Regions from separate parts of the Homo sapiens genome. Here regions 1, 3 and 4 are each linked to region 2. The links are chromatin contacts, found by Hi-C in ENCODE. All regions are on one chromosome and are shown on one strand. The core of a region is the stretch at or near the end of the contact, and the rest is flanking DNA. Distances in the headings are between cores, read along the strand shown. Region 1 holds the start of SPG7 (SPG7 matrix AAA peptidase subunit, paraplegin). Region 2 holds the start of ZFPM1 (zinc finger protein, FOG family member 1). Region 3 holds the start of ANKRD11 (ankyrin repeat domain containing 11). Region 4 holds the start of SPATA2L (spermatogenesis associated 2 like).

Evidence for each region. Hi-C counts contacts between places; a loop is a spot of excess contacts on that map. Pooled maps may share reads with other maps.
Region 1: a pooled map shows a loop between it and region 2 (12-fold over the local background). The contact joins the promoter of SPG7 here to the promoter of ZFPM1 in region 2. A Hi-C loop is called at or near these places in 1 of 168 maps with a recorded cell type or tissue (naive thymus-derived CD4-positive, alpha-beta T cell), 1 of 37 single-sample maps with no recorded cell type and 8 of 50 pooled maps.
Region 3: a loop to region 2 is called in a map of naive thymus-derived CD4-positive, alpha-beta T cell, with 11 times the contacts of the local background. The contact joins the promoter of ANKRD11 here to the promoter of ZFPM1 in region 2. A Hi-C loop is called at or near these places in 1 of 168 maps with a recorded cell type or tissue (naive thymus-derived CD4-positive, alpha-beta T cell) and 8 of 50 pooled maps.
Region 4: a loop to region 2 is called in a pooled map, with 18 times the contacts of the local background. The contact joins the promoter of SPATA2L here to the promoter of ZFPM1 in region 2. A Hi-C loop is called at or near these places in 4 of 37 single-sample maps with no recorded cell type and 6 of 50 pooled maps.

The regions. Positions count from the first base shown.
Region 1 is chr16:89,505,410-89,509,977 of GRCh38, forward strand. It overlaps SPG7 (SPG7 matrix AAA peptidase subunit, paraplegin), which reads left to right and starts at 2,994. Exons shown (of 17, transcript NM_003119.4): 1 at 2,994-3,191. The coding sequence starts at 3,009. It overlaps LOC101927863 (a long non-coding RNA gene), which reads right to left and starts at 2,911. Exons shown (of 5, transcript NR_188547.1): 1 at 2,828-2,911; 2 at 550-738. RefSeq lists an enhancer at 439-488 and silencers at 2,308-2,377, 2,498-2,707, 2,778-3,337, 3,368-3,487.
Region 2 is chr16:88,450,452-88,454,829 of GRCh38, forward strand. It overlaps ZFPM1 (zinc finger protein, FOG family member 1), which reads left to right and starts at 2,829. Exons shown (of 10, transcript NM_153813.3): 1 at 2,829-3,227. The coding sequence starts at 3,188. RefSeq lists silencers at 2,554-2,853, 2,864-2,953, 3,414-3,543, 3,764-3,833.
Region 3 is chr16:89,488,773-89,493,014 of GRCh38, forward strand. ANKRD11 (ankyrin repeat domain containing 11) reads right to left here and starts at 1,789. Exons shown (of 13, transcript NM_013275.6): 1 at 1,473-1,789. LOC101930112 (a long non-coding RNA gene) reads left to right here and starts at 2,198. Exons shown (of 2, transcript XR_933895.4): 1 at 2,198-2,614. It overlaps LOC101927863 (a long non-coding RNA gene), which reads right to left. Exons shown (of 5, transcript NR_188547.1): 5 at 3,631-3,861. RefSeq lists enhancers at 335-848, 849-1,363 and silencers at 645-714, 755-864, 945-994, 1,569-2,048, 2,249-2,338 and 1 more.
Region 4 is chr16:89,699,949-89,704,404 of GRCh38, forward strand. SPATA2L (spermatogenesis associated 2 like) reads right to left here and starts at 1,757. Exons shown (of 3, transcript NM_152339.4): 1 at 1,680-1,757; 2 at 982-1,285. The coding sequence starts at 1,284. RefSeq lists an enhancer at 1-360 and silencers at 1,363-1,462, 1,633-2,352.

The DNA of each region.
Region 1 (4,568 bases), core at 1,744-4,243, 1.1 Mb after region 2:
ATGGGGCTAGAGCTGAGGGAACCTGGGGTTGGTAGCCATCCAGAGACCTAAGGCGTGCCCTGACCCAAACCAGGAGTCACCAAGAGACTGCCTCTAGAGAATAGGCGGGGAAGGGAAGTCACACCAAGTCCAAGCGCAGAGTTCAGAGGGCTGAGGAGGGGTGACGCGGAAGTACAAATGAGTAAGCAGCAGTTAGGAAGTGTGCCAAGTCCTGACGTGCAGAGTTCAGAGGGCTGAGGAGGGGTGACACGGAAGCACAAATGAGCAAGCAGCAGTTAGGCAGTGCAGGAAGAACACACAGGCGGAGAAGGGAAAGCGAACGTCCTGCTCTGCTGCAGGCTATGAGGGCAAAGGCAGACCCGGGAGCCCACTGTCCTACAGATCCTTCTTCTTGAATCCAAATCATGCAGCAAAATAAAAACAAAACCCCCAAACCATGGGGCACCCGAATCCTTAAACAAAACCCCTACTGCTTGAGGCTACGTGAGCCTCTGCTGCTGCCGCCACTACAGCAGGGGCTGAAGCTGAGAGCTGAGAGTCACGGTTCACCTGTAGGGCCTGGGATGCAGCCAGCCTTCAAAGCACGGTTGTTAGAGATGAGTTTGAATAAATGCATAAATACTCTGTTCCCATATCCTCATTTCCCATGACGTCCCAGTAATAACTCTGGATGCCAAGGCTTCCTGGCTCGTCAGTTGCCCTCACACACATTTATTGCATTTTATCTTCATAACCACCCTGTGGGAAACCCAAGGCTGATATTAGCCTTGCTTTGCAGATAATTATCATCCCCATTTTACCGCTGAGAAGATTGAGGCTTGAGGAAGCTAATAACTTGCTTAAGGTCATAGGCCAGAGGAGACAGAACCCAGTGTTCTTTCCCCAGAGGAGGCCTCTTGCCAACACCCCACACTGCTTCTGATGAATTGCCAGGAAACAATTTTAACTTATCTCAAACAATATTAATAGGACTACACTTAAACTCCTCCCAAACACATCCAAATGTGTGCCCTCACCCTCTCTCCAGCCTTGTCCCGTGACCAACCCAACCAAACTTCCGAAAGGGTTTTTTGTGTTCTAGGAAGTGACCGAGCCCCACAACCCTTTATGCCTGTGCGTTCAGAGGATTTGTGACCTTTTTTTTTTTTTTTGAGATGGAGTCTCGCTCTGTCGCCCAGGCTGGAGTGCAGTGGCGGGATCTCGGCTCACTGCAAGCTCCGCCTCCCGGGTTCACGCCATTCTCCTGCCTCAGCCTCCCGAGTAGCTGGGACTACAGGCGCCCGCCACAGCGCCCGGCTAATTTTTCGTATTTTTAGTAGAGACGGGGTTTCGCCGTGTTAGCCAGGATGGTCTCGATCTCCTGACCTCGTGGTCCGCCCGCCTTGGCCTCCCAAAGTGCTGGGATGAAGGGCAGGGAGAGGGAGGGGGAGGGCACCGCGCCCGGCCCACCTGGTGTCTTTCAATCAGGGAAAGAAAAAATAGTGGAGGAGGAAACGGCAAGGTTGGATTCACTGCGAAGGCTGACTGTACAATAAGAAGCAAAAGGAAAAGCGGTTCAGTTGTGAAAATCAGTGTCAGCCCTGGGTGTAGGGGAAGGTCCTCTCCACAAACCAACAGAACACCTCCCCAGCCCCGAGCACCTCTGCCGAGGCACCCGGCCCACTGGAGGGCTGAGGGCGGATAACCACGATAACTGAAAACACTTTCCTGAGCGTCTCGGGGCTGAGGAAGAGGGAGGATTACACGCAGCCCACTGGCTTTGCAACCTCGTCTGTAGTGGTGGAGTGAGTGCAGGTCCAGAAACAAACCAGACCGGCCTTGAAATTCTGCCCTAACTTCAGAGCTGTAATCCTAGGCAGGTTACTTTTAATACTTCTGAATCTTTCTTTACATGTAAAATAGAGGTATTGTATTCGCTGCACAGGGTTGTGAATATTACATGGGTGTTCGACACGGAGCTAGGCACTCGGTGATGTTGGCTGTCGTCACTGGCATTCACTGTTACGAATTTGCGGAGTACAGAAAAGCATAAAAATAAATAGGTCACCCTCATCCTACCTCTGTGACAGACCATCTAGTCTTTGCTTTTCCTACTCAACAAGCTTTCCAGCTCTTGGCGTCAGCTCTAGACCTAAGGCGGACGGAGGAAGGGGTCGGGGTGGCGGAGGACCCCGCGCGCCTGGGAGCCCACGAGGGACCCTGCCCGGGCCCGGAGGGCGGACCCTGAAGAGAACAGAGCCTCTTCCTAAGCTTCCAGACGGCGCCTCCCCGCTTCCTACGATGGGCTCGCGCAGCGGCCGGGGCAGGACCGAGGCTCGAAGCGCCTCCGAGGTGAGCCAGTCCGAAGGCACAGGACGGAGCGCTCCGAAGTCAGAGGTGTGCGGGACGAGCTCTGCAGACGCCTGCCAGGCCGCGCCGCACTGCGCGCTCCCTCCCTCACGACCCTCCTCCTCCGGGGCTGCCCTCCCTGCGGCGGCTGCAACTTCAGTCCTCGTCCTCGGGCGGCTCAAGACGCAGGAAAACCGCCCCCTTCCTGCGCTCCTCACACCCGAAGGGGCCCTCCCGACCCGAGGCCTCCGGCGCCGCCCTCCTGAGCGCGGGCCTCTACTCGCAGGCGGGATTCCGGCCCGCACCATCCGCCCTCGCCTGTGACCGAACCCTGCGGGTGACGCAGGCTGCCCGGGCGTGAGGCCCCTCGGCGCGGGCGGAGCACGACCACGCAGCCACGACCCGGCCGGTTATTCACCCGCCAGGCCCTGGGAATACAAGGCCGGCTTCAAAAAAACCAGGGCACCCGCGACCTCCTCGCAGACGCGCGCCCCCATACCCGGGCCTCAGGCAGCCACGAGGTAGACGGGCTCAGGCTCGGGGGTGCGGCAAGCGGCACCCGGGCGCGGCGGGGCGCAGCTGTGGGGACCGCGCAGGCGCCACGTCAGACCCCGCCCACCCCGCCGCGCAGGCGCCGTGTAGCGCCCCGCGGATCACGCAGGCGCGGCTTTCAGGCCAACATGGCCGTGCTGCTGCTGCTGCTCCGTGCCCTCCGCCGGGGTCCAGGCCCGGGTCCTCGGCCGCTGTGGGGCCCAGGCCCGGCCTGGAGTCCAGGGTTCCCCGCCAGGCCCGGGAGGGGGCGGCCGTACATGGCCAGCAGGCCTCCGGGGGACCTCGCCGAGGCTGGAGGCCGAGCTCTGCAGGTAAATCCCCGCGGAGTCCGGGCCCCACCTCCCGCCCGGCTCTGCTCTGTAAGGCCCAGCCCGGCGGGGCGGGTCGGAGGCCGCCTGGCCCCTGCGGCGGGGGAGCCTGCGCCTGTGGGCCCGCGGATCCCCCAGCTGTGGACCTCGGCGCGGAGCGACTGTTGGGGCCCTGGATCGTGGGCGCTGGGCGGGCCGGGAAGAGGCAGGGCTGGGATCCGCGCAGTCCTCGGCGTGGACTTTCCCAACCCGTCTGTTGTGTGTGGATGTTCTCCGCCCGTCTTCCTCGCCTTTTAAAGTGGAATCCAGTAACGGTTTCCGGCGTAGCACTAATTTACAGTCCACGCCTGTGGATCGATTCCGTCACCAGGAATTCCAGCGCCTTCCAGTTAGGGTGGTTATTGCCGAGTAGGGGGCCCAGAACGTTTCTGTGTCCGCAAAATACCCTGTAGCTGCATTTTGCTGTTGTCATGTAGCTCGGCACGTTATTGATACAGTCATTGAGCACCCCCTGTAGTGCGGCCTTGTTTCAGGTTCTGCTAAGGATAGGATAGCATCTCCTCCCGAAAACCAGACCTTGTGTCCTTCAGCTTTTGGGCTGATGTTTTTTTCTCCTAGCCCTCGCCTAGGAGCTTAGCCCACACCTTTTAGGTTGTTGTTTTTTCGGTTATTTTTGAGACAGAGATCTCGCTCTGTCGCCCAGGCTGGAGTGCAATGGTCTTGGCTCACTGCAACCTCCGCCTCCCGGGTTCAAGCGATTCTCCTGCCTCAGCCTCCTGAGTAGCTGGGATTACGGGTGCGCGCCACCACACCCAGCTAATTTTTGTATTTTTAGTAGAGACGGGGTTTCACCATGTTGGCCAGGATGGTCTCCATCTCTTGACCTTGTGATCCGCCTGCCTCGGCCTCCCAAAGTGCTGGGATTACAGGGCGTGAGCCACCGCGCCCGGCCATAAAACATATTTAAATGGGAAAATGTTTATCTTGAAAGGAGAACTCTGAAAGTATATACTTGTTAACTGGTTTGGTACCTGGAAATGTTCTACAAGGAGCCACTCTCTGGTGACAGCAGGAGCCCCGTGTCTGGGCAGCCACTGTGGCCTTTGGAGAGCTGGGCTGCTCCCTTTCTCCTGCAGAAGCTTCAGGCCATGGGATAGCAGCCAATGTACTTCTGTGTTTTGTTTTCTTCTTTTTTTTTTTTTTTTTTTTTTGTGACAATCTCGCTGTGTCGCCCAGGCTGGAGTGCAGTGGCCTGATCATGGCTCCCTGAAGCCTCTGCCTCCTGGGCCCAAGCAATCCTCCCACCTCAGCCTCCCAAAGTGCTGGGATTACAGACATGAGCCACCGTGCCTGGCCACTATCGTGATTTTTTGTTTGTTT
Region 2 (4,378 bases), core at 1,579-4,078:
TCCAGGCCACTGCCAGACAGCACTTCCTATGTGTTCCAGGCCCTGCTCTCCCTGGGAGCCAGCAGGGGAGAACCCAGTGCAGCTCCTGAATGCAATTCCAACTTCCCCACCAGTGACTTTGGATGTGAATCTCAACACACCTCGAGAACATGCAGGGGCAGATGGAAACTGGGGTTCACAATGGGCAGCAGGTGGGGGGTGGAGGTCCTAGGTGGGCTCAGCCTGGACAGCCTCAGCAACCCCACGCCCTGTTCCTCTCCCACCTGATCAGGGACTCCTGGAAAGCCCCACTTGGATGTCACCTTCTCCAGAAAGCCTTCTCTGATTTCCCCAGGCAGAGATGGCCGCTCCTGCTCTGGGCTCCCCCAGACCATCCTCTAGACAGCATGCCTTGTGTCTCTTCCTCAGTGTATGGTTATCGTCATGACCACCCTGAGGGTTTAATGGTGTGTGCAAGGTCCTGCAGCTTTACCACTCGACATCAGCAGGCAGCCTCCCCTCTTGGCTGCGGTTTTCTCATCTGTAATAATGCCTTCCTCCGGGCAGGTAGAGGGACAGAGTGTAGAAGGAATGTGCTACAAAAGCAGCCCTGGCAGGGTTAGGGGACCTGTGACCGGTGCAGGGGCACAGGGCCCGAGCTGGGAAGGGCACCACACCGGGCTCAACATCCTGCCCTTGATGCCCTGGGGTTTTGGGGTTTGGGGGTTTTGATCAAGGGGGCTCCACATTTTCATATTTTCATTTTGCATGGGGCCTTGCAAGTGATGGAGGCAGGGCAGCAGGCTGTGGTCTGGACCTGCCGCCTGCCCCCTTCGCTGGCTTCCCTGGGCATGTCCCTCCATGTTTTCATCTATATATGGGCTCATAGAAATAAATCAGATCAGGCAAAGCAGCAGCCAAAATGATCCCCATCGTCTCCTCCTGCAGCCTAGACAGACATCAATCATGGATGATCATGGCTGTCTCCTGTTGACCCTCGGAATCCACCTCAACACAGATCTCCGCCCGTTCCAGCAGCGCCAGCCTGGGTGCCACTTGCTGTGCGTGGAGCTTCAGACCCAGCCCAGGTGCCAGCCCATGGCCACCTCCTCCAGGAACTCCCCTAACTCACAGGTCCACATACTCTAAAGTGGACTTCTTTGGGGAAGGAGGCGAGGCCTGGTGGGAAACCCAGACAGGTAGGTGCTCCATCCAGTTGACAAGCACTGGGTGGGGGCGGGAGGGTGGGGGGGAGGTCCTAGGTTGAGTGAACCAATCAGACATGGGCCCCACCCCCTCCAGAGAGCAGCTGTGGGAAGGCTGTGCCCACTGGACCCTGGCAGAGAGCAGGAAGGGCTGGAGGACCCGTATGCCCCTGGGCAGCTCTCTTGGCCTCCTGGTCTCAGTGTTCCTGTCTGTCCATGGCAGTGGGGAGGGACGGCGCATATCCAGTGTTGTACCCCTGCCTCTCCTACCCACCCGCCACTCTCCTGTACCAGGCTCTGAGGGTAAGCCCCCACTTCTCCCCTTCCTTGGAGCCAGGGAATAGGTCACAGAAGTTGGCACGAGATGGGGTCTTAGGAGCTCCCAGCAGGCTGGCGGGTGGTGTGACAGTCCTGCTGTGCGATGATCTCATCATCAGGTGGGAGGGGTCCTTCCTGTCTGCCCCTGGGCCCACTGACGCCCGTTTCTTATGAGTACGGGGGATGGGGGAGCAGGTAGCAAGTGTAGACCGAGAACATTAAAAGGAGATGATACAACTCAGCTGGGAGTGGGGGACAGCCCCCCAATGCGTGACCTTGAGCAAGTCCCCGAGCCTCCGTGAAGTGGGGCTCTTGAACACACCCCAGAGGGCAACAGTTCTCCATTTCCAGGCCTGAGCTGACAGCACCGCGCCCACAAACCTCGCTGACCTCTGACTGCTCCGAGAGGGGGCTGTGGCCCGGGCGCTGTGGGCAACTCCTTCGTGGGTCTCCTGCGGGGCGCCCTGGAGAGGCTCGGTGAGGAAAGAGGCCCCAAGTGGCAACGCCCAGGGCTGCCGGCTCCCGCGCCCCCTCCTCGATTTCCAGCCTGGTCTGAGCTCACAGGGGAAGACCCGAGATCCTGCTCTCAGTTGGCGGACCCCACCGCAGTCTGGGACGGAAGCCCCCTCCCTGGCCCGAATCCGCTCCACACCCCAAGTCTGGCCCAAGAGAAACGTGGGCGTCAAGGCCTCGGGCTTCCTGAGCCGGTTGTCACTGCCCCCACCGCGCACGTGGAGCGTGCGGCAGAGCCCAGGGGTCTAGGGAGGGACCAAGGGCTGGGGGCGGAGTTACAGTGCGGGGGCGGAGCCTCGGCGTCTCAGGACCCAACCAGGTCGGGTCAGGTTTGGAGGCGGAGCTGGCGCCGAGAGGCGGGGCGCAGGATGCGGTGCCGCGGGGCAGCAGAACAGAACCGAATAGGTCTCAGACTCCCAGCGCGGCCTGGGGACATGACCTCCGGGCCAAAGAGGAGTGGGGGAGGCTAGAGGTCTCCCCGGGGCGCGGGCGGGGCCGAACCAGGAAGGGGCGGGGCATCGAGCGGGGCGGGGACAGTGCCTTGAAGGCCCAGACGGACAGGGGCGGGGCCGCAGCGCTGGGGTCGGAGCCAGCGCCGTAAAGAGCGAGGCGGGCGGGGGCGCGGTCGCGGCTCTGGGGGCGGAGCCAGAGCAACGAAGAGCCGGGCTGGCGGGGGCGTGGCCGCGGCGCTGGGGGCGGAGCCGGAGAGGTGCAGGGCCCGGCAGGAGGCACGGGGCGGGGCCGGAGCGCCGGGGGCGGGGCGGGAGGTGCGGCGGCCGACGACGCTCAGGCCCGGCCCCGCCCCGTGCCTCCAGCCCGCCAGGAGCGCCCTCGCAGTGGCCGCCTGCTCCGCCGCTCGCCGCCCGCGGGTTCCATTGAGAAAAGCCGAGCGGCCGCGGCGGCGGCGGCGAGTGCGCGGGAGCGGAGGAGCCGGCACCCGCCCGTCGGGCAGTCCGCGCGCCCGCAACGCAGGACCGTGGCCTCTCGGGCCTCCGCGGCAGCTCCAGCGGCTCCGGGGCTGGGCGCGCGGGCTGGGGGCGCGGGCCGGGGCGGCCGCGGAGACCGGGGGCCGGGGGCATGAGCGGCCCCGCGGCCCCGCCGCGCCCCCGCCGCCCGCCGCCGCCCGCCCGGGGCTAGAGGCGGCCGCCGGGAGGGCGCGCGGCGCCGGAGACATGTCCAGGCGGAAACAGAGCAACCCCCGGCAGATCAAGCGTGAGTCAAACTTTGCCCGCGGTCCCCTCCGCGCGCCCGACCCCCGCCGGAGCCCAGCCGCCAGCGCCGCCCCCGCCCGTCCCCGCTCTGCCCTGGGCGCCGGCGACCTTCACCCCGCGCCGCGCCCCCCGCGCTGTGCCAAGCGCGCCGTAATCTAATCTCCGCCGGCGGCCTGGGCCCCCGCGTCTCGGCTTGGGCACCGGGGGGTTCAGCCCAGGAGGGGGCCGCCCGGAGGCCGGGAGGAGGGTGTTTGGGGGCGCGGCCCGGGCAGCTCGGCCCCTCGCGGCCTGCCCCTCCCCCGCATCTGCGAGATGGTGCGGCGATAGGGCGGCCCCGATCTGGGCTCAGATAAAGTTTAAAATATTACATTCTGCAAGTCCCGTCCTGATAAGATCGTTCTGTCGGGACGGGCTGAAATTGTGATCTTATCTCGCGCGGTTGACTCTCCCAGGCTTTGTATCTAGAAGCGAAGAGAGAGACCTGGGAGGCAGAGGGGACACCCGGGGCCGCGGAGATGCCTGGCCAAGTGGCAGGCACCGGCCCGCGCCCACCCCCACCGGTGCCGTCGCAGAGCCGCAGGACAGGGGAGGGGGTAGCGCGCAGCTGCCGCAGCCTAGGCACTTGGCTCCAGCCCCCCAGACACCCCCACCCCGTGCCCTAGCGCTGAAGTCCTGAACCCAGGCCCCGCCAGCCTGGTGACACCTCCTGGACCCTGCAAGTGTCCCAGCCAAGGCGGCATGGGCAACAAATGGTGCCCTCGGATGCCCGCGGGCACCCCCTGGCATCCCAATGGGCTGCTCTGAGTCAGAGAAGGGCCTCCCAGGACGCAGCCCCGGGCCGGGGTCGCCCCTGCACGCCACTAAGTTTCTCGCTGGTCCGGCTCCCTGCCCGGTCAGAGGCTGCTGCCCCGCCGCCACATTGCCAGTGCCCCCGCGATGAGAACTAAGCTGTCGGGGCCACTGTCTGGCCTGGGCCTCTGGGCTGTGCCAGGAGGGAGCAAGAGCACAGGAAGCTACCCTCCCCACCCTATGCCAATAATAACTTTGCGCCTCACAGTTAGGGCCCAGACGCAGGTCTTCCTCCCCGGGGCGCCTCCCCGGAGCCTGACGGGCAGGTCGTCTGAGCCCTGCCAGGAGGCCACGACGGAAACC
Region 3 (4,242 bases), core at 539-3,038, 1.0 Mb after region 2:
ATTTCTCATTTCAAGTGTTAAGGATATTGCTCTAATGACTGCATAAAACTCTCTCCTCATGTAAGAAAGCCTGAAATCTAATTTCTCTACCATAAAACCCTGTTCTTGCAAAAGGATACAAAACTACTCATAATCTACAAAAACGATGAATCCTAAGCATGTTACATAGAAGGAAAACAGTTTCAAAGCATAGGGAGCTGTTAGACCAGCTTCATCTTCCCAAGCCTCTTCCAAAACTTCTTGGAAGCTGATATATAACACTAACCTTCCAAAAACACAACAGAAGCAGAAAATCTTAATGGGGCACCAGGAAAAGAGCAAGCCTCGAGAAAAATCAAGACTCCCCCCGACCAACCTTCCCAAATAACACAAACACAAGAGTTAACAGTACAATCCCTCTTTGAGAGGGGACTGAATCAATGTGGCAGGGCCAACCCTACACACACACACACACGCGCGCGCGCGCGCGCGCGCACACACATACACCACACACACAGCTACCGCCCTGCCAGGGGATGATGAAATGAGGAACGGAAATTAACATTTCAGGCAACGTCTCACATTGTTCCTTGAGGCCAAGGGCTGCTGTTGCAGCCGCCACCGCCACCGCTTTCCTCCCAGCCACCCCCCACACCCGCCCGCCTACCCTCCCCCTAACACCCCCCACACGGCTGCCCGCATTCCTGCCCCTCCTCGGCCTACGCGCGCCTCCTGCAACCCCGACGCCCCCAGGTCCCCAGTTCGCCCTCCCCCTCCGGCTCGGAGCCCGAGAGCCGCCTGCTCTCATTTCAAAACAGCGATAATAATAGGGACGCTGAGAATAACAACTACGACCAGCACGGCGAAGGCGCCCCTCTCGCGGGTCAGAGGTCGGCGCCCCAGCTCCGCAGAACCCGGCGCCCGGCCAGCGCCCCCTGGCAGCCCCTCCCGGCAGCCTCAGGTCCCCAAGACCTGCAGGCCCGCCCCGAAGCCCCCCGTCCGCCCCTCACGGCCGCTCCGAGCCCCCGAGGCCCGCCCCGGAGCCCCCTGTCCGCCTCTCACGGCCGCCCCGGGCCCCCACGGCCCCCAGGCCCGCCCCGGAGCCCCCAATCGGCCCCTCAGAGCCGCCGCGGGCCCCCGGCCACCCAGGCCCGCCCGGAGCCCCCGTCCGCCCCTTACGGCCGACCCAAGCTCCGCCGACCTCCCAGGCCCCCCCCGGAGCCCCCTATGGGCCCCTCACGGCCACCCCGGGCCCCCAAAGACCCCCGGCTGCCCCGAACCCGGACCCGTAGGCCCGCTCCGGGACCCATTATTGGTCCCTCACGATCGCCCCGGGCCCCCAAAGACCCCCGCCCACCCGGCCCCGACCCCCCAGGCCCGCCCGGAGGCCCGCGGCGCAGCTCCGTCGCCGGGGAAGGCCTGCAGGCCGCAAGGCCGCGCGAATGCCCCGTGCCCGCCCCGACCACCGCCCCCAGACCAGCGGCGCCTCTCACCGTGCTCCGAGGGCTGCGCGGCTCCGCGACGGCTCAGCGGCGGGGCGCGGGCGCTGCCCATGCAGCCCGCGGCCGCGTTTCCCGGGCCGCGCGGCCCGAGCGGCAAGGCGGCGGCGGCGGCGGCGCGGGCTCGGGCCCGGCAGAGCTGCGAGGGACGGCGGGAGGCGAGCCCGCCCCTCGGGCGCGCCCACGGCTCGGGCGAGAGCCGCGGCTCCCGGTGCGGACGCTACTGATGGGGCGTCTGGCCGCGGGCTCGGCGGCGGCGCCTCCCCGGCTGGGGCCCTCGGTCCATCGCGCACCGTCTCAGGGCGGCCTCTGGCTCCAGGACCCAGCGGCGGCTGCGGCGGGAGCCGGCCGCATGAGACGCTCCCGCCCATTGGCCCGCCGTATCCGCCACCGCCATTGGCCCGCCCCGGCCGGCCGCAGGGGCTGTGCACGTCACAGCGCCGTGAGTTAGTGCGCTAATGGAGTGAAGGAGAGAGGCGGGATTGACAGCCTCTCTGGCGGTCCGGAGGCGGGACTAGGAGGACGTCCCGGTAACGATTGGGCAGGGTCCTGCGTAAGGGCGCATGCGACACTGGAAGTAGCGAGCAACTGGATTGGCTGCCTCCGTCGCAAAGGAGGGTGGGTCTTGCATTCTCGGGCCTGACGATTGGTCTTTCCAAGTGCCGGAAGCAACAGGGATGTCGTCTGGAAACAAAATCTGGTATTGAAGCGCAGGGAGACAAAACGTCCACCTCTAGAGCCGAGGCGGCGGTTGCCTGTCGCGTGCCCGTGGTCTTCTGCCTGCCCCCGGACATCTCGGGCCACGTCCGGCCCGGCCTCCGGCCGCGCTGCCCTAACGGGCGTCACGGGGCATGAAGAGCTCTGGGCGGCTGCGAGGGGAGGGTACCGGGGCAGCGGGGCGGTCGCTCGGGGCTCCCGCGCGGTGACTCTTGCTCTGCCGTCGAAGAGAACGGCCCTCGGGCGCGTCGCGGCCGCGGCTCCAGAGCCCCTGGGCCTCGCGCTCTGAGAGCCTGAGCCGCTTGAGGAGGCCAAGCGCCCACGAACCGCATTCCCTGCCTTGCTAGTTAGTTCTCCAACACGCGAAAAAGGTAGACGAGGACTGGTTTTCTTTGCAGCTAAAATGAATCAAGCCTCTGGTAAGTGTGGATCCTGTTCTAAGTGCACCTGTGTTCTCCTCCAGAACTAAACCAAAAAGCAAGGTGAACAAAATCGGTGCTCCTTCAGTTTCTTCTTTAGTTCTGCATGTTACTGGGGACTAAGACAACGGGTAAGCAAACTATTTATAGGCCTCAATTTACGAAATAACGGAATTGCAAAGTCCGGAGTGGATAGGACCGTGAGGACGGTCTTTTTTCTTGGGCAACACGCATTATGGTCGAGAGATCAGTTGTTAAACCGCCCCTGTTCAAATCCCAGCCCTACCAGTGACTAGCGGTCACCCTGTAGGCTTTGTCTCTCAGATCTTCAGTTTCTTGGTGGGTAAAATGGGAACTACAAGTAGCACCTATTCTTTTTTTTTTTTTTTTTTGAGTCAGGGTCTCACTCTGTCGCCCATGCTGGAGTGCAGTGCTAACTGCAGCCTCAGCTTCCCGGGCTCAGAGGATCCTCCCACCTTAGCCTACTAAGTAGGTGGGACCACAGTCAGGCATCACCACACCCGGCTAATTTTTTAAATTTTCGTAGAGATAGGCTCTCTGTGTGTTTCCCAGGCTGGTCTTGAAATCCTGGACTCAAGCGACCCTCCCTCCTCAGCTTCCCAAAGTGCTGGGATTAGAGGCATGAGCCACGGTGCGGGCCAGGAGCACCTATTTCATAGGCCCATCGGGAAGATTAAATGAAGGGGCTGTGGAGGCTGTAGCACGGTGCTTGGCACGTATGTGAGCTCTGGGGAAACATTAGTTATGCTATAACTGGACCTTCAGCCTTCTCTAGGCAGCCAGATTTCGGGCTCCACCCACAACTAGTCACGCCATTGGATGAGGGGTGAGCGCCTGATAAAAACAGCCGGCGTATGCGCTGATGTGCGTTCACGAAGAGGTGATCCAAGTGTTTCCATATTTGCCTCACTGGACGAAGTATTTGGTAAAATTGACGAAATTCAGAGTCCTGGACCCCATCATCACCTATGGAATTATTCTAGATGAGAGGGGACTAGGCATTGGCATTTTTTTATTTTGGTCCCTTACAATACTCATCATTGGGAAAATTTGAAAAACATCAACCTAAGCCGTCATGCTCGCACTCGAGAATGTTTCCCCTAGGCTGATTGACGGGCAGTGGTATTCACAGGTGCGGTCAGCGCAGTCCAGCTTCAAACTTCCGGGGATCAAGTGATCCTCCCGCCTGAGGAGCTGAGATTACAGGCCTGCACCACCATGCTCATCTATCAGGGGAATTTAAAGTGCAAAATATTAATATGAGTAAGCAGGCAGTTGGCCTTCGAAACAGAATCTGAAAATACACTAAGGTAAAAGCAAACTGAATTTCGACAGAAGTAGAACGTGTATGGTAGAGAAAAGAAATGCAGAGTAAAGGGAAAGGAGCCAGGAAATGCACTAATTAGAAAATCTTGGCCAGGCGCGGTGTCTTATGCCTGTAATCCCAGCACTTTGGGAGGCCGAGGCGGGTGAATCATGAGATCAGGAGTTCGAGACCAGTCTGGCCAATATGGTGAAACCCCATCTCTACTAAAAATATGCAAAAATTAGCTGGGTGTGGTGGTGGCGGGTGCCTGTAGTCCCAGCTGCTCAGGAGGCTGAGGCAG
Region 4 (4,456 bases), core at 507-3,006, 1.2 Mb after region 2:
ACTCCTAGCATCTAATGCCTGGACACGGCCCACGTGTGGAGCGCCCAGTGCCTGCAGCACTGAGCTCGGGGCTTTGATTCATTCCTCTGGCCCCATGAACTGGACTGTTCCCGTGTCGCTGTCTCAGGAGGAAAGGGGCTGACAGAGATTAGCTAATTTGGCCAAGTCCTCGCGGCCAGGAAGCAGCAGAACTAAGTCCAAACCAGGGCTGTCCGGCACTGAAGCCGGTTATTCCCCCGCCCCGCCCCCTGGGAGGCCTCAAGGGCGGGCCTGTCCGTCCTCTCTCATGAATGAAAGTCCTGGCGCCTCCGACCAGCAGGTGTCCCCGGGGAGCCGCGGAGAGACTGCCGCTGCCATGGCAACCGGCGGAGGCGTAGCTCGCCCACGTGCCCAGTGACGTCATCGGCTTCCTACTCTTCCGAATTAGCTCAGAGCTCCCGGCGGCCCTGCCCCCTCCTGCCGCCAGGAGCTCACCTGGAGAGGCCAGGCCAGCCCTGGGCACAGCCTCCCGCCCCAGGCCGTGGAGTTCACTAGGTCTGAGCCCAGCCCTGAGACTTCACAGGGATGCACCCATCTGCAGTCCTCCCAGCCTCGGCGGCCTCCTCTGCAAATGGGATTGGCCCATAACCTGGAGGAATTAGGATGACCATGGGAACTCAAGTCCCTTCTGTGCCCCCGTCCTAAGATTTCCATGGCAACTGGGGCCGCGAGGCCTCTTAGGGAAGACACTGACGCAAGCTCTCAGGGCAGGACCCCGTAGGCAGCACCCAAGCCTGCCCTCGCCCACCCCATGTTCTCAGCCCTAGGAGTGGGTGCCCCCACACGCCCACGACCCCTCAGCGCTCGGAGCCTTGAGGAGCCCACCAGGCACTGAGGACACTTGAAGCCCCTCTCTCTCGAAAGGCGTGGTCCCCCATGGTCGGCGGCCCCGCGACCCGCAGGCCAGGACGAGGGGCGCGCTCCTCCTGGCCTGGCGCCTACCTTGATGGTGGTGAACTCCTTCCTCCAGGGCAGCAGGTACAGGTGCACCGCGGCGAGCTCCAGAAGCTCGAAGGCGCGAGCCAGGCCGCGTAGCGCGGGCGCCAGGTCGGCGCGGCCCCACAGCCCGTCGGTGAGCAGAGCCAGCGCGTCGTCCTGCAGCGCCCCGTGCAGGTCGAAGTCCTCCACCAGGATCTGCCAGAGCACCGCGCGCAGCGAGGGGTCCCCGCACACGCCCGCGCGGCCCCGTCGCAGCTCGCGCTCCAGGCACTGGCGGTAGTCCTCGGACAGCGAGCTGCTGCCCATCCTGCGGCGGACGGGGGTCGGGGGGGTCAGGGACCTAAGGCCGCGCCCAGCCCGCCGCGCTCTCCCCGAACCCTCACCCAGCGTCCCCAGGACCCCTCGAGCCTGGAGACCCCGCCCCCAGCGGCTGGGCGCCCCCGGTATCTTCGGCACCCCCTACGCTGGAGACCTCGGCCCCATCAGCTGCCCGCCCACCCAGCGATCCAGGCCCCTCCAGTTGAGCGCCCCCGCACCTCCAGCCCCTCCCTCCAGCCTGGGTACCTCGGCCTTCCAGGGGCGCCCCCGGTTATCGACCGCACCCTTCTCTAGAGACGCGCTTCCGCCCGCTGAGCCCTCTCCCGACCAGAGCCCCTTCGCCCGGCAGATGGAGCTGCGGATCCCGCGGGTGACGGCGCTACCTGTCTGTCCCCAGCGGTCTCCGGCCGCCGCGGATCAGTTCGGGCCTCCCCGCGCGCCGCGCGCTTCCGCCGGGAGTCGGCTCCGCCCGGGGTCCGCGGCCGTGACGCTGGGGGCGGGGCGGGGCTTGGCGCAGGCCCCGCCTCCGAATAATTTAGGAGGGGCGGGGCCTGGTGAAAGGGGAGGAGGAGGTGTCAGCCCGGCCGAGCCCCTGCGCGAGGCACCCCGAGAGCCTCCTGTCACCGCGTCGCCCGTCTCCTCGCGGGACCGGTATCGTTCACGACGCCGCTGGGCCGAGGGCTGCGGGCTCATGGCAGGCGCTCAGGGAACGTTGTGCCTGGGCCGCTCCTCCCCACGAGACAGGGACCCAGCCCCAGGCGACCCGGCCGCGGGGAAGCAGGTGCGCGGGCTCGTCCCCTGGGGGGTGGGGCCACCGGCATTACCTGGCGGGGATTGGCTGGATCCTGGGAAGAGCCTTTCCTGCGGGGCGGGGCCACCTGCATTACCTGGCGGGGATTGGCCGGATCCGGGGGCGGGCCTCCCCTGTGGGGCGGGGCCATCCCCTTGAGGGAGGGGCCCGCGGCACGGAAGGTGGGCGGAAGGACAAGCCTTTCAGCCTCGTCTGAAACAGCAGCCTCAGGTGGATGCGGGGACCTCAGATTCTGTTTATGCTGGCTCCGCTTCCCGGCCTCCTGCACTTGCCATCTGCAGCCCTTGAGAGCATCGTCTGGGCGGGTCTCTGAGGCAGGGCGAAGCCGCCCCCCTCTCTAGGCTAAAAGCTGACCTGGGCTGCGGATCCACCCAGGCTAAATCTGGGCCACGACTTCCCGGGGACGTTTTCTTCGCTCGGGTTCCTCTGTTCTGTGCTACAGCCACTTTCTCGCATTGCCCAGAAGTAGAGGAGGATGAGGGAGACCCTTGGAGGTCCCAGCCGAAACCCACCCCTACCCCACACCCCCGCTTTGGGCAGGCTTTGCTACTTCACGTCTGTGTCCCTCATCTCTCCAGGCCACCAAAACCAAGGCCCAAGTTTGTTGAAACTTTCCCTGGGCCTGGGCGGCGAGGTCCCCCCTTTTTCTTAGATTTTTTACCTGGAAGTTCCCTGCTGGCATCTTAGAAATAGTGATCATGACCGGGTGCGGTGGCTCACGCCTGTAATCCCAGCACTTTGAGAGGCCGAGGCGGGCGGATCACCTGAAGTCAGGAGTTCAAGACCAGCCTGGCCAACATGGTGAAACCCCGTCTCTATTAAAAATACGAAAGTTAGCCGGGCGTGGTGGCACATGTCTGTAAGCCCAGCTACTTGGGAGGCTGAGGCAGGAGAATTACTTGAACCTGGGAGGCAGAGGTTGCGGTTGCAGTGAGCTAAGATCGTGCCACTGCACTCCAGCCTGGGTGACAGAGCGAGAATGTCTGGAAAAAAAAATCGTGATGCAGTCGGTGGATCTCCCTGAGTTATCTAGGTGGCCACCTCTGGACAGGGAGCTCTTTTACTTACTGTTTACTGAACTCACTCTTGGTGCCCAGTGCCACCATGGGTCCACACCAGTCCTCAGGACAGCTAACTTCGTAAGTCTCATCTTTATTCTTCTTCTGATGCGGAGGAGGGTGGAGGTAACTGTTCTGCCTTTGTCCTCACTGAATTTGGCAACACCAGTCCATCCATCCAGCAGTGGGCCTAGCTCTCCTCCCATAGGCCTGGGTGGGTTTTTGCACCTGCCTCAACCCATGGAATAGAACTGATGTGGAATGAATTCCAAGGCTAAATCATAAACATGCCATACCCTGGCCTTGTCTTGAGATCCTTGGCCTCTGACATGGTTTGGTTCTGTATCCACACCCAAAATCTCATCTTGAATTGTAATCCCACAGGTCTGGAGCAGGACCAGGTGGAGATAATTAAATCTTGGGGGCAGCTTCCTCCATGCTGTTCTCGTGATAGTGAATTCCACGAGATCCGATGGTTTTATAAGGGGTTCTCCCCTTTGTTCAGTGCTCATTCTCGCTCCTGTCGCCCTGTGAGGAGACGCCTTCTGCCATGATTGTGAGTTTGCTGAGGCCTTCCCCAGCCATGCGGAACTGTGAGTCAATTAAACGTCTTTTCTTTATAAATTATCCAGCCTCAGGCAGCTATTTACAGCAGCATGGGGACGGACTAACACACCCTCAGAACCCAGCCACTAGAGTGAGAAGGCCACGGCCGTGTGCAGAGCTTTTGGCCTGCAACTTCGACCTGCGACTCACATTCACCTGCAGCCTATTCTTGGGACTTTTTTGGAAATAGTTTTTCCAGACAAAAATCAAGATGAGTTTGTTCTGGGCCGAGCGCAGTGGCTCACGCCTGTAATCCCAGCACTCTGGAAGACCGAGGCAGGTGGATCACGAACTCAGGAGATCGAGACCATCCTGGCTAACACACTGAAACCCCATCTCTACTAAAAAATACAAAAAATTAGCTGGGCGTGGTGGCGGGCATCTGTAGTCCCAGCTACTCGGGAGACTGAGGCAGGAGAATGGCGTCAACCCAGGAGGCGGAGCTTGCAGTGAGCCGGGATCGCGCCACTGCACTCCAGCCTGGGCCACAGAGCAAGACTCTATCTCAAAAAAAAAAAAAAAAAAAGGATGAGGTTGTTCTGGGTTGGCATGGGCCCTCAATCCAGTATGACTGCTGTCCTTATGAGGAGAGAGAAACTTAGATATGAACGCACAGGAGAGAAGACCGCTTAAAGACGGAGGCAGAGTGGAACGAGGGTGCCGTGAGCGAAGGTAACACAGCTGT